Linked DNA regions of Homo sapiens: region 1 is linked to region 2. A link is an interaction called in ENCODE POLR2A ChIA-PET data of the cell type or tissue named here. Cell type or tissue: PC-9. All regions are shown on one strand. Each heading gives the region's core, and the rest is flanking DNA. Links, peaks and the distances in the headings are about the cores only.

Evidence for each region. ChIA-PET counts read pairs that join two places held together with the same protein. Peaks named below come from ENCODE experiments on the same cell type or tissue, not always from the same donor. Only the 100,000 strongest peaks of a DNase experiment are listed, where the experiment ranks them.
Region 1: POLR2A ChIA-PET joins it to region 2 with 7 read pairs; 4 of 35 experiments call an interaction of 5 or more read pairs at or near these places.

Annotation. Positions count from the first base shown.
Region 1 is chr4:47,456,221-47,461,220 of GRCh38, reverse strand. It overlaps COMMD8 (COMM domain containing 8), which reads left to right. Exons shown (of 5, transcript NM_017845.5): 2 at 922-1,077; 3 at 4,492-4,644. Among named protein-coding and RNA genes, the nearest start is that of COMMD8, 5.0 kb to the left of the region's middle. In PC-9, for the core only: no CTCF peak of the experiment used is centred there; no DNase peak of the experiment used is centred there.
Region 2 is chr4:47,508,436-47,515,398 of GRCh38, reverse strand. ATP10D (ATPase phospholipid transporting 10D (putative)) reads right to left here. Exons shown (of 23, transcript NM_020453.4): 2 at 2,569-2,895. The coding sequence starts at 2,858. Among named protein-coding and RNA genes, the nearest start is that of ATP10D, 27 kb to the right of the region's middle. In PC-9, for the core only: a CTCF peak has its summit at 4,581; a DNase peak (open chromatin) is centred at 4,778; H3K27ac peaks cover 660 bases.

The DNA of each region.
Region 1 (5,000 bases), core at 1-5,000, 52 kb after region 2:
TCTCAGTTAATAGATGCTGAAGGCATGAATTGGAGGAGGAGGACTAGTGATAATAATTAGAATGGTAACGAGGGCTAGCAATGTCTACATGTCTTTGTACATGCCAGGAAGATGCCAAGTGATTTGCACGTATTCTTATTCCATCCTTACAGCAAGATTAAGAGAATAGATGATATCCTCATTTAACACTTGAGGAAGCAGACTCAGAACATTTAAATAAAACTTGAAAATACTGAAACTGGGATTGGAACTGGATAGTTTTATTCCAAAATCCGTAGTCTTAATCACTATGCTCAGTTATACATGTGTTAGGCTTTCTGTTGCTGATATTAAGATACTAATAGGATAGAAAGGAAAGTAAAAAAAGGAAAAAAGTACTGGAGACTTTCTGGGAATACAGCAAAAGTAACTGCTGAGCTGGGTGCGGTGGTGCTCGTCTGCAGTCCTAACTACTTGGGAGGCTGAGATGGGAAAATTGCTTGAGTTCAGGAGTTCAAGGCCAGCCTGGGCAACATAGTGAGACCCTCAAAAGAAAAAAAAGTATGTTGTGAAAATGGAGGCAAAGCAAAATGAAGCTTATAGGCCTACAGTAAGAGACTTTGATATAAGTCCTATCCTTTTGTTTGGTCGTTGCTATAAATATGGAATCTTTTATATGTATCTTCCTTTTAGTTTTTTCATTATGTAATTTTTATAACAAAATTATTTTAGCTTCTGAAGGTCAACATAATAATAGAAAGTCTAGGATTTTTATGAGTTCTAATTTTTAATTAGAATAATCTTAAAAGTGGTTTATACATTTTAACTTAAGCTGGTCTTGCAGATAACATGAACATCTCCCAACATTTGTTTGTTAAGAGGAAGATAAATTTGTTTCATCATTTTACTTATAAGTACATTTATTTCCTTTTTTCTTGCTAGCTTCTTCACAAAATAATTGATGGCATTTGTGGTCGAGCTTATCCTGTGTACCAAGATTATCACACTGTTTGGGAATCAGAAGAATGGATGCACGTTTTAGAAGATATTGCCAAATTTTTCAAAGCCATAGTTGGTAAAAACTTACCTGATGAAGAGGTAACTTCTCTGCACATTTCTATAACTTACAATAAATAATGCTCAGGTTTCTCTCTGAGTTTTTTAGAGCAATGTATAATACAAGGGCTATCATCAGTAACAACAAATACCTTATAATTGTGAATGGAAAAATCTGTGGAAGTCCTAGGTTTTTGCAGTTTTGTTTTTGGTTGTTTTTACTCTTTTGTGAAACATTTAAAACATACAGAAGAAAACAAGAAATTATATAACTGACACCTACATTCACATTACCAGTTAAACAGGTGTTAACATTTTGCAATGTGTGTGTTTGTTTCAGAAATAAAGCATTACAAAGATAACCTAAATTCCCTTATCCCCCTCCTGGATATCCCACTCTTACCTAGAGATCACCACTCTTGAAGGTGGTGTTCATGTTTTGTATTATATATTGTGTGTATGTTTGAATCTTTTAGTGTATTGAAATTATTTGGGGTGTGTCAGTGTATAACTTGTAATAAAATGTAACATTTGTCTGCACTTGTAAATTGTTTTAAATGCAGCATTGTGTTTTACATTGATAAACATGGATCTAGTTAGTGTATTTTAACTCCTTGTAGTATTTGATGATAGGAATTAAATAGGATTTATTTATCTCCCTACTGACTAATGAATAGTCATTGCTTCTTTCATTATTACAAGTAGTGCTGCTATAAATGTTCTTTACATGTCTCCTTGTTCACACTCACACCAGCTTTTCTGGGGTAGATATCTTGAAGTGAAATTGCATGGTCATAGGATATCCTTCTTCCACTGAATTGCTTTTGCATCTTTGTCAAAAATCATTTGAGCTTGTGTAGGTTGCTCACTTTTCTAAAAATCAAGTTATGTATGTTTGTCATTGATTTGGTTGATATTCTGGATATAAGCTCATTGTTAGAAATATGTATTTTAAATATCTTCTATTATGTGCTTGCCTTTTTACTCTCTTAATGGTATCTTTTGGTGAAACAAGTTATGAAATTTAACAGATCTACTTTGTCAATATTTCTTTTGCTGGCTAATACTATTAATGTTTTGTTTCAGAAATATTTGTGCTGAAGACATGAAGATTCTTGGATGTATTCTTGTAGAAGCTTGATTGTTTTAGCTTTCACATTATGTTACTGATGCATTTTGAATTAATATTTGTGTATGGAGTGGAGGTCAAGTTCACAATTTTCTACATTAATATCTAGTTGACCATTTATTGAAATGACCATCCTTGCCCCACAATATTGCTGTGCTGCCTTTATTGTAAATCAAGTGGCCCTATATTTGTGCCTCTGTATCTCAACTCTTCAATGTATTCCATTAGTCTACTTTTGTATATTTGCCAATGCTATACTGCTTTAATTACTGTAGAATTAAAGCTAAATTAAATTATGTCTTCATATCTGGTAATAGAAGACCTTCATTCTCATGCTTCTTCAGGAGTGCCTTGGCTATTATATTTTCGGATAACCCTCTAGAATCAACTTTTCAGTTTTAACCTACAAACCTGCTGGAATTTTGATAGAGATCATTTATGGGGAGAATTGACATCTTAACAACATTTAGCTTTCCAAAGTTAAGAACATGGGATAGCCCTCTATTTATTTAGATTAGCTTTAGTTTGTCTCTCTCGTATTTTGTAGTTTTCAGTGTTGAGCTCTTGCAAATATTTTTATTTCTGAGTAAATGATGTTTTTGATCTTTAATTTTTCAGTAGTTTTTTGCTAGTATGTACAGTTGATTTTTATATACCTTGTGTCCCACAGCCTTTCTAAATTTGTTTACTGTGTCTAATTGTATACAGATTTTTTGGGGGGAGATTGTATATAATAATTTTCTTTTTCAACTTTAACATCTTTCATTTATTTTTCTTACCTTAGCGCATTGGCTAACACCAGTAGTCAGTGTTTCTTTTAAAAAAGCAGTCATAGTAGATATATATCTATTCCTAACCTTAGGGAGAAAGTGTTTACTATTTCACCATTTAGTATGTTAGCTCTGTAATTTTATAGATATCCATTATCAGACTAAAGAAGCATCCTACAATTCTAACTTTGCTGAGAATTTTTACCATGAATGGATATTGAATTTTATGAAATGCTTTTCCCTGAATTTATTATTGTTTCTTCTCTATTTTGTTCATGTGATTTTTGAATGTTAAACTAAGGCTGCACTGCCAAAATAAACCCCACTTGATCGTGATGTATTATCTTTTTTTTTATATATCTCTTGATTTGGATTGCCAATATTTTGTTTAGGATTTTTACATCTATATTTGAGTGATCTTGGCCTAGGTGTTTTTTTTTTTTCTTTTCCTCCCTATAATACTATTGTCAAGGTGTTAAGTTTTATTCTGGCCTCATGGAATGAATTGGGAAGGATTTTTTTCCTGTTCTCAGGAAGAATAAGTGAGATTGACTTTATTTATTTAGTGTTGTGCTACTTAATTTTCACACATTCAGAAATTTTTTGGTTACCTTTTCTCATTAGTCATAACTTCATTACCCAGTAATAAAAATATAAACAGTATTATTTAGTTCTTTGAGATCTGTCGTGGTTTGCCAAATGGCTCAGAATATGGTACGTTATGGTGAATGTTCCATATACATTTGAAAATAATGTGTACAGTTGTCAGGTGTAGTATTCTATATATTGCTAAGGTTAGGTAGAATGCATTTTTTCAATTCTTCTATATCCTCATTGATTTTTTTTCGTTTCTTTGTGTCAGCTATTGAGAGTTGTATTAATACCTCTAACTGTGAATGTGGATTTATTCATTTCTTTTAGTATTGCCAAATTTTGCTGCTTTATATATTTTGAAGCTATGGTGTTAGGTGCAGAGGGATTTATGATTGTTGTGTCTTTCTGTTGAATTGCCCTTTTACTGTCGTTCTCTATTTCTTGTAATGCTTCTTGCCTAAGGGCTACATTGTCTGATATATTAATACAAGTTGAGTATCCCTTATTTGAAATGCATGGAACCAGAAGTGTTTTGGATTTCGGATTTTTTTGACTTTGCAATGTTTGCATTATACTCACCAGTGCAGCATCCCTACTCAAAAAATCTGAAATCTCAACTATTCAAATGAGCACTTCCTTTGAGCATCCTATCAGTGAGCAGAACTTTTCCTGTTTTGGGATTTGAGATACTCACCCTGCGTGGTGGTATCAGCTTTGGTGTTTTCCAGGTGTATTCATTTCCATGCTGCTGCTTCCATCAGTCCTTTTTCTTTACTGTATATTTTGCAGAAATTTGTTAAAACCTATTTTCTGGTTATTCATTCTCATCTTACTCTTTTTTATAGTTACAGAAGTATTTCTCTTTTTCTTTTACTGTTGCTTTAAAAGTGTGCAAAAGGAGAGTGGAATTGTGTTTTTACATTTTAAACAGAAAGCCCCTTTTGCCTGTTTTTATTTTTATAGATATTTCAGCAGTTGAATCAGTTGAATTCACTTCATCAAGAAACTATCATGAAATGCGTGAAAAGTAGGAAAGATGAAATCAAACAGGCTCTGTCAAGAGAAATAGTTGCTATTTCCTCTGCACAGCTACAGGATTTTGATTGGCAGGTAAAGGTAAGAGTCTATGAGTATGTGTATTTTTTATTTCATTTTTTGGATATAGAGAAATATCTTTATAATATCATATATATAAAATTTGTTATTTTGGGAATGTATTATCCCAAAGAAATATCAAAGATAGTTTAAATTACATCTTGAATTAACTTGGGCATAAGTACACTACAAACATCTAAGCCATGTATAATAACATTACATTGATAATAAATATAATTAGATCTGTAAATTATTAAATGACATAAGTGATGGGGCAGCATATAGTCAACATATACATATATATATATATATATATATATATATATATATGTATAATTTATTTATTTTTTGAGACAAGAGTCGTGCTCTGTCATCTA
Region 2 (6,963 bases), core at 1,964-6,963:
TTTTCTGTAAGTTTCTATTAGTAGATTTTGTATGTTACAGAATATAGAACTAGCAGAATACAATGAATCTTAATGAACTATTTATTACCCTGCTAGACATCTGGCTTGTGTCATTCTTTAATAAATGTGAGATATCAGGGCTGGGTGTGGTGGCTCACGGCTATAATCTTAGCACTTTGGGAGGCCGAGGCGGGCAGATCACTTGAGGTCAGGAGTTCGAGACTAGCCTGGGCAACACGGTAAAACCCCGTCTCTACTAAAAATACAAAAATTAGCTGGGTGTAGTGGCCTACGCTTGTGGTCCCAGCTACTCAGGAGGCTGAGGCACGAGAATCACTTGAACCCAGAAGTCGGAGGCTGCAGTGAGCCGGGATCACACTACTGCACTCCAGCCTGGGTAGAGTAATCAATCAATAAATAAATAATGTGAGATATTATTTATTAAATATAAAATAGTAAATATTTGAGTGGGACGGTCTTGAGCACAATAAAAAAATAGAAAAAAGCACAAGAGAAAATACTATTTTCTTTTTAAAAGTTCATAAAAATTTAGAAGAAATTCAGAGTTCATGTGGTATAAAAATTAATTAACAAAATAAAGATCAACCCTCTAGCCTTTTGTACATCCAAACATTAGATTTAAACAAGCCTCAAAATTGAGTAGAAAAGCCTATTTCTTTTCTCTTGTGACTAACTCTTCTATTTCTTCTTTTATGCTATTCAGAACCACCTTCTTCAGGAACTTCTTCCATTCTTCTACTTTATATATTCAAATACTTCTCCATGGGTCCCTAATTTTGGGCCATATGGTAAGTTCAAGACACCCTTTTCCTTAAAGGAGAAACAAAATCTTAATCCTGCCATTACATTTTGATAACATATTTTTCCATTGACCATGAAACTTCTCAAAAGAATAATCTATATATACTTCTTTTTTGTCACCTCCAAATCTTTTTACTCTGAAAATTTCTTTCTTAACCCTTTCTGCTACTCTGTGGCTTCAATTCTTTCCAGGTGGACCACATCTAAACCTATAGCTCTAACCTTGAACTCTGTTTCAGGTTTTTATTCCATTGGGTACACTAGATTCCAAACTCCATAAAAGAATGAAACACACATAGGGCTACATAGCCATTAATTCAACAAATTCAAATCTGTCCTTTAAACATAGCCACTATTTAATAAATGCATATGGAACATATATAGAATGAATGATGAGAATGAATGTATGTGGAATGACTAAAGAATATGGAGAATCTCTTTACTTGCATTGGCGTCTTGAATACATTTACAAAAACAAAATACTCTTCCAGCCAAGGTTCTTTTTACTCTTGTTTTTCATTTTTCTGTTAGTACTTCTGGTCATCACAGCTCAACATGTTCACATCATCTTTTTTACTCCTTTCACTGAATGTCTTACACTAAATCCACAGTATCTGTAAGAGATCACCCTTCTTTTCATTCCCACATTGTTCCAAGGTCAGGTCTCCATTACAATTCACTGGGATATATACAATGTCTTCCTAAATGTTTTCTCTGCCATCATCTCTAAGTCTTTTCATCTACCCACCACACTGCTTCCATAGTGAAATACTGACGTAAGCATGGTAATTGTGCCTGCAGACTTGGCCCTCAACTCTTTATCCTGATAGCAAGACCTCTTTCCTGGGTCACATCTATCTTTCTGACTTTACTTCCTGTTGCTCCTCAGCACAGATGTTACATGTAAGTCAGAGAACACTATTTCCCAGGCTTCAAGCAAGCCTTTTATGCTACTGCCTTTATGCCATTATTCATACTCCTTCCTCCATCTGAAATATGCTTTGCTCACACCTCTGCTTTGAATATCTCACCCACCCTCTGTTATTAAGTCAAATGTCACTTCCCCTTCTATTGCTCCAGTTACCATTATTATTTCTCTTTTTGAGGCTTTCATTCTATTTGACAGCCCTTTATAACACTCATTGCATTCCCTATGTCTTTTTGTTTTATATATGTATATATTGTGTTTCCCTAGCACAACTGCAAACTCCACAAGGAGAGGAGTGGCACTCACACTTCCATTTCCTTCAGTGCCTAAACTCACAGGAGATTGTCCATGAATGAGATATTAAGTTGAATTAGGTCACTGTTTCACCTAAACATCTGACATCTGCACTGGCTTCAGAGCTCTATTTCCTCCTATTATCAGTAAGAAAAATTTGAAATTAAAATGCGCGTGGTTTCATGGAAAGAACACTAAAGCAAGAGTAAGAAGACCCCCAGAGGCAGCCCCTGGTCTGCTACTTGACATTGGCATGACATTGGCTAAACCACAGTCAAGTCATTTCCTAACCTATAATATGTGAATTACAATATCTTTTCTGGTAAAGAGAAAACACCTTTCCAATTGGAAAGTGCTACGTGAATGGGAGGAGTCATCATTCCACAACAGATTTGTATCAAAATTGTCAAGGATGATGTCACATGTCTTAGGTTTAAGTAATATACAGGGTTATGAAAATGAAAAATATGTTATATATCAACTAGAATGATATTCTAAGGTTTTCTTCAAAAATAAAACAGTACCTGTGAAATTGTTCAAATAAATTTCTTGGCACAAAATTCAGAAGTGTGTACTTTGTTGTTCGTATTCGATTGTTCACATAGGCTCCGGAGAACTTCTCATACTCATCCTTGAAGGGCTGGATGTGGGGAACAACAATCCGGTGCCTTCCTGACAGTTTAGGGGTCTGAGAGGACTTGCGCCCACAGGCGAGCAACGAGGAATAGTTGTATGGCCCTGAATCATCATCCCTGGTTGCACCTCTGATCAGCCGTCGCCAGTGATATCTGGCCCATTGGAGAGCCTCAGTCATATCCAAACTGTGGTAAGATCCAGGTTGTGTAGCTGACCTGGCAAACAAACAAAAACCACACTTCCATGAGCTTCTGAAACGTCTCAAAGATAGTGAAATTTTAATATTTTTTCTATACCAAATAAATATATGACCCAATGGTTCAACATGTAAGGGAGAAAGTAAAAGTAGTCTTTAGAACTCCATTTTAACCAAATAAAGCATACATCTTCTGCCTCATGGGCTAAGCATCTGATCATGTTGCTTAACAAGAGACAGCACCTAAAAGGCCATTCCATAACTTGAAGCAAACAATTTGGGCTTAATTTGTGCAAGTCTCTTAACTTCTCTGATCATCAGTTTTATCATCTTTGCAATGGGCATAATGCCAGGCATGTCAGGAAATTGTTTTGAGGACTAAATGAATAACAGGTAAGTCACATAGCATAAAGTCTGATAAATCATAGGACATCAAAAAAACCCATTCTATGTGGATTACAAAAATGCCCACAAATTCTTCCTATCTCTGCAAGCATAACTCTCTGCCAATCAAGAGGTAGAGTCTTTCTCTACCTGTGGTGTCTGGGCTTGGCCATGTGCCTTGCTTCAGCTAATGTAACACTAGTAAACAAGACAGCAAATAGAGGCTTGAAAAGTGCTTGTTCACTGGAGCTTATTCTCTCTCACTGTTCTAGGAACCACTGTAGCCCACACCACATGCCTCAGTTGCCCCATTTACCACCATAGCCTCTATAAATACATAAATAACACCACTGACTGCCAACTGACCACTAACAAGCGAGTGTGCCCAGAAGGCACAAATTAGAATAAAGATGTCTCAGCTGAGCTCAGCCCGACTTGCCCACCCATCAAATTATGAATCAATAAATGTTATGTCATTAAGTTTTGGGGTGCTTTGCTACAAAACAAAATCAAACTGATAACATATTCCCTTATTTTCCTTATTTCTAAGGTTTCCTTATTTTCCAAGAAATGCAGCCCTACCTGGAGTTTGTTAATCAAAACAAAATGTGAGTTTGTTAATCAAAACAAAAATAGGAAAGAAAGGGGTTCAAGCAATTCTCATGCCTCAGCCTCCTGAATAGCTGGGATTACAGGCAGACAATCACTTTTGATGGGAAGAACAACAGCCTCTGAGTATATGTAGTTGTGCCTGGATATTGGACCCACAATAGATAGCCCGTCTTATCATGAGAGAAAATATTCATGTCAGCCTCATCGGTTTTATACTAATAATAGGAACAAGAAAAAAAAACAGTTCTTTTGGATTTTGGCCTCTAAAATATTTATTTATAGATAACTAAATCAATGAAGATTGACTGGCCAAAATAACATTTACTATCTCTTCAATATAATTTTTTAAAAGTCTGCCTCCGAAGTATATTTGAAAAGCTGGTTTTTACTTCACCAAGCATACAAAAGTGGCTTGGTTCTTTTAACTGGCTGCTCACAATGGCAGCTTGAGTTATTAATGTAGTTCATAACATATCTAGAACTCTCCCCCAGAATAAGAACATAAGATAGTGCTTTATAAGTGAATCAATAGATAACAGAAAATACTGAACATAAATACTAAGTGCTTTTCATTAGTTTCACATAATGCACATTAGGTTACCATTATGACAAATGTGACTTTTTTTAAAAGGTTGAAATCAGCACAATTTGATTTATTTCTGGAAACTTTAAAAGGAAGCATTCACTTGCCATTAAATTCTTACTAAGACATAAGAATGTTTATCCCTCTAGTGTCCACAATCTCATACAACAATCTAAATCTCACTTCCCTTTTTAAATTCTGAAATACAATTTCTTGAGAGTCCAAACAGGACTAACTAAACAAACATGAAACAAATACAGGAGGTGTTAACTTCTGCTAATTTGTGGTGTGTCTGACTAATAACCTCACGCTAGCAAACATACTTACTGGTTCACAGAAACAATCAGCTTTTTATTCCACAACCCAGACAAGAACTACATCTTTCCCCAAGTCACTCAGTTCCTAAGAAACAAGCCCATAACGACTGCAAAACATTTCATTGCAAAAGTATTTCTAGGTCTCCTTCTCTTTAGGACTTTTCAATATCTTTAAATGTACATGAGATTCTCTATTTACTCCCACATTGCCTTTCTCCTTTATTCCTTCTTTTCATTTTCAAGGAATTTTGGTGAAGATAGAATTAGGGCTGGCTCACTGCCCTCCATGGCCCCCTTCTAGAGCCTACAAGAGTCTCTCTCCTACTCTCCAAGGCTGGGCAGCTCATCATTTTGTAAGAACTCTCTCTTCAGCACTGTCATTCTCCTGAAAAGTGACCCTTGGATCAGAGGACAGATTTAAGCTAGACAGAGAAGTGCTTTGAAATGACTGAGGAGAAAAGCCTAGGCTTGGAGGTAATTAACATATGATGAAAATCCTTTCAAATTGCTAGTTTAAAATTTAAACTCTTATACTAGGCAGGAATGACCAAGGATCTATTTAGTCATCCTAGATCAGAGGCTTTTGAAATGCGTTAACTGCTCTCCCAGTAAGAAATACATTCTATGATGCAAAGTAGAATTTACACACACACACACACACACACACACACACACACACACACCCCTGAAACAAAAGTTCTATGAAATATTTCTTACCCTTACCACCTGCAATGCATACAGGGATCTTCTTTCTTCTCTCTCTCATATTAGTACTAGTTAGGATGCATTGAATTAGTTTCAAGATCCACTAATGTTAGTGTACATGTTGGTAAAAAGATACTGATAGTGTGTGGCTTCACACAAAGCTGAAATTATACATGGAAATGGATAGATCCATGTTCCTAAATAGATCCACAACCCCAAATGCAGAAAACAGACTATTACAGAATACAAAATTTCAGCTACAAAGGAGTAATAAGTTGAAGAGATCTATTGTATATTACGATGACTATGGTTAATACAGTAACAATATGTTGTACACTTGAAAATTGTTAAGAGAGTAGACCTAAAGTGTTCTCACCACAATAAAAAGTATGTGAGGTAATACATATGTTAATTACCTTGAGCTAGCCATTCCACAATACATCCACATATCAAAACATCACATTCTTCACCATAAATACATACAATTTGTATTTGTCAATTCAAAAGTTTTTAAAACAAAATTTTCCCCTTACAACCCTTTCTCCCTCAGTCAATAATGTTATACACAGAAAGCTTTTCCTATAGAAATAGGTATTTGTTCTACAGAGAGCTAAAGATAAAATATTTATAAAGATCTTTTAAATTATTTTATTTCAGTGGATGTTTTTGTAAACGAATAAAAAGAAATAATATTTTCAATGTTTGAAAATATCAGATTTAAAAAAGAAGAAGAAAACAGAATCTTATGGTAGAAAATTACTGAAAGACAGCAGTTGGACAAGAAGGCTCAGGGGAGGGCAGCACTGTGCCCACAGTAGTCAGGAAAGAGCCTTTCACTCTTTCTCTGTCACTTCCAACAAAGTTAAAAGTATGTTAGTACTTGGAGAAGCCTCTGTTATTAATAAAGCTCCACATAAATATTGAGGAAAATTTCTTTAAGATATGATAGGAAAGCAAATCAGTAAGTCATACCTCATCAAGCGTTATCACAAATCATAATATCTTAAGGCTTAGACTTCAGAGATGATTTAACACAGTGGTCACAAACCATTAGTCCTACAGCAAAATTCTACCCAATGACTTATTTTGTATCAGAGTGTCGGCAAGCACATGGTTTTGTTTTATAAACATAAATACATGTATACACACACACATATAAAAGCAAGATTTTAAAATAGAGATAAATTCACATAAAATATTGATAATTGGTTTTTCTTAAAAGAATCAAGGGAATGGTGGGCACACATCTTCATATGGTAACAGAGGTTACTATGGACCTTGACTCCAACCCTGCATTTTGCAGTTCACCCGTTTTAAATGAAGGAATGAGCACTTTGCTCACCACTTTTTGACAAATCACATTTCTTCTACTCTGTAAGTCCAGGCTCAAATATTAGCTGTACTACTTAGTAGCTACTCAGTCTTCTAACAAATAAAATGAAACACGATTAATAGTCAAGGGACATGCTATAAATAAACAATGCTC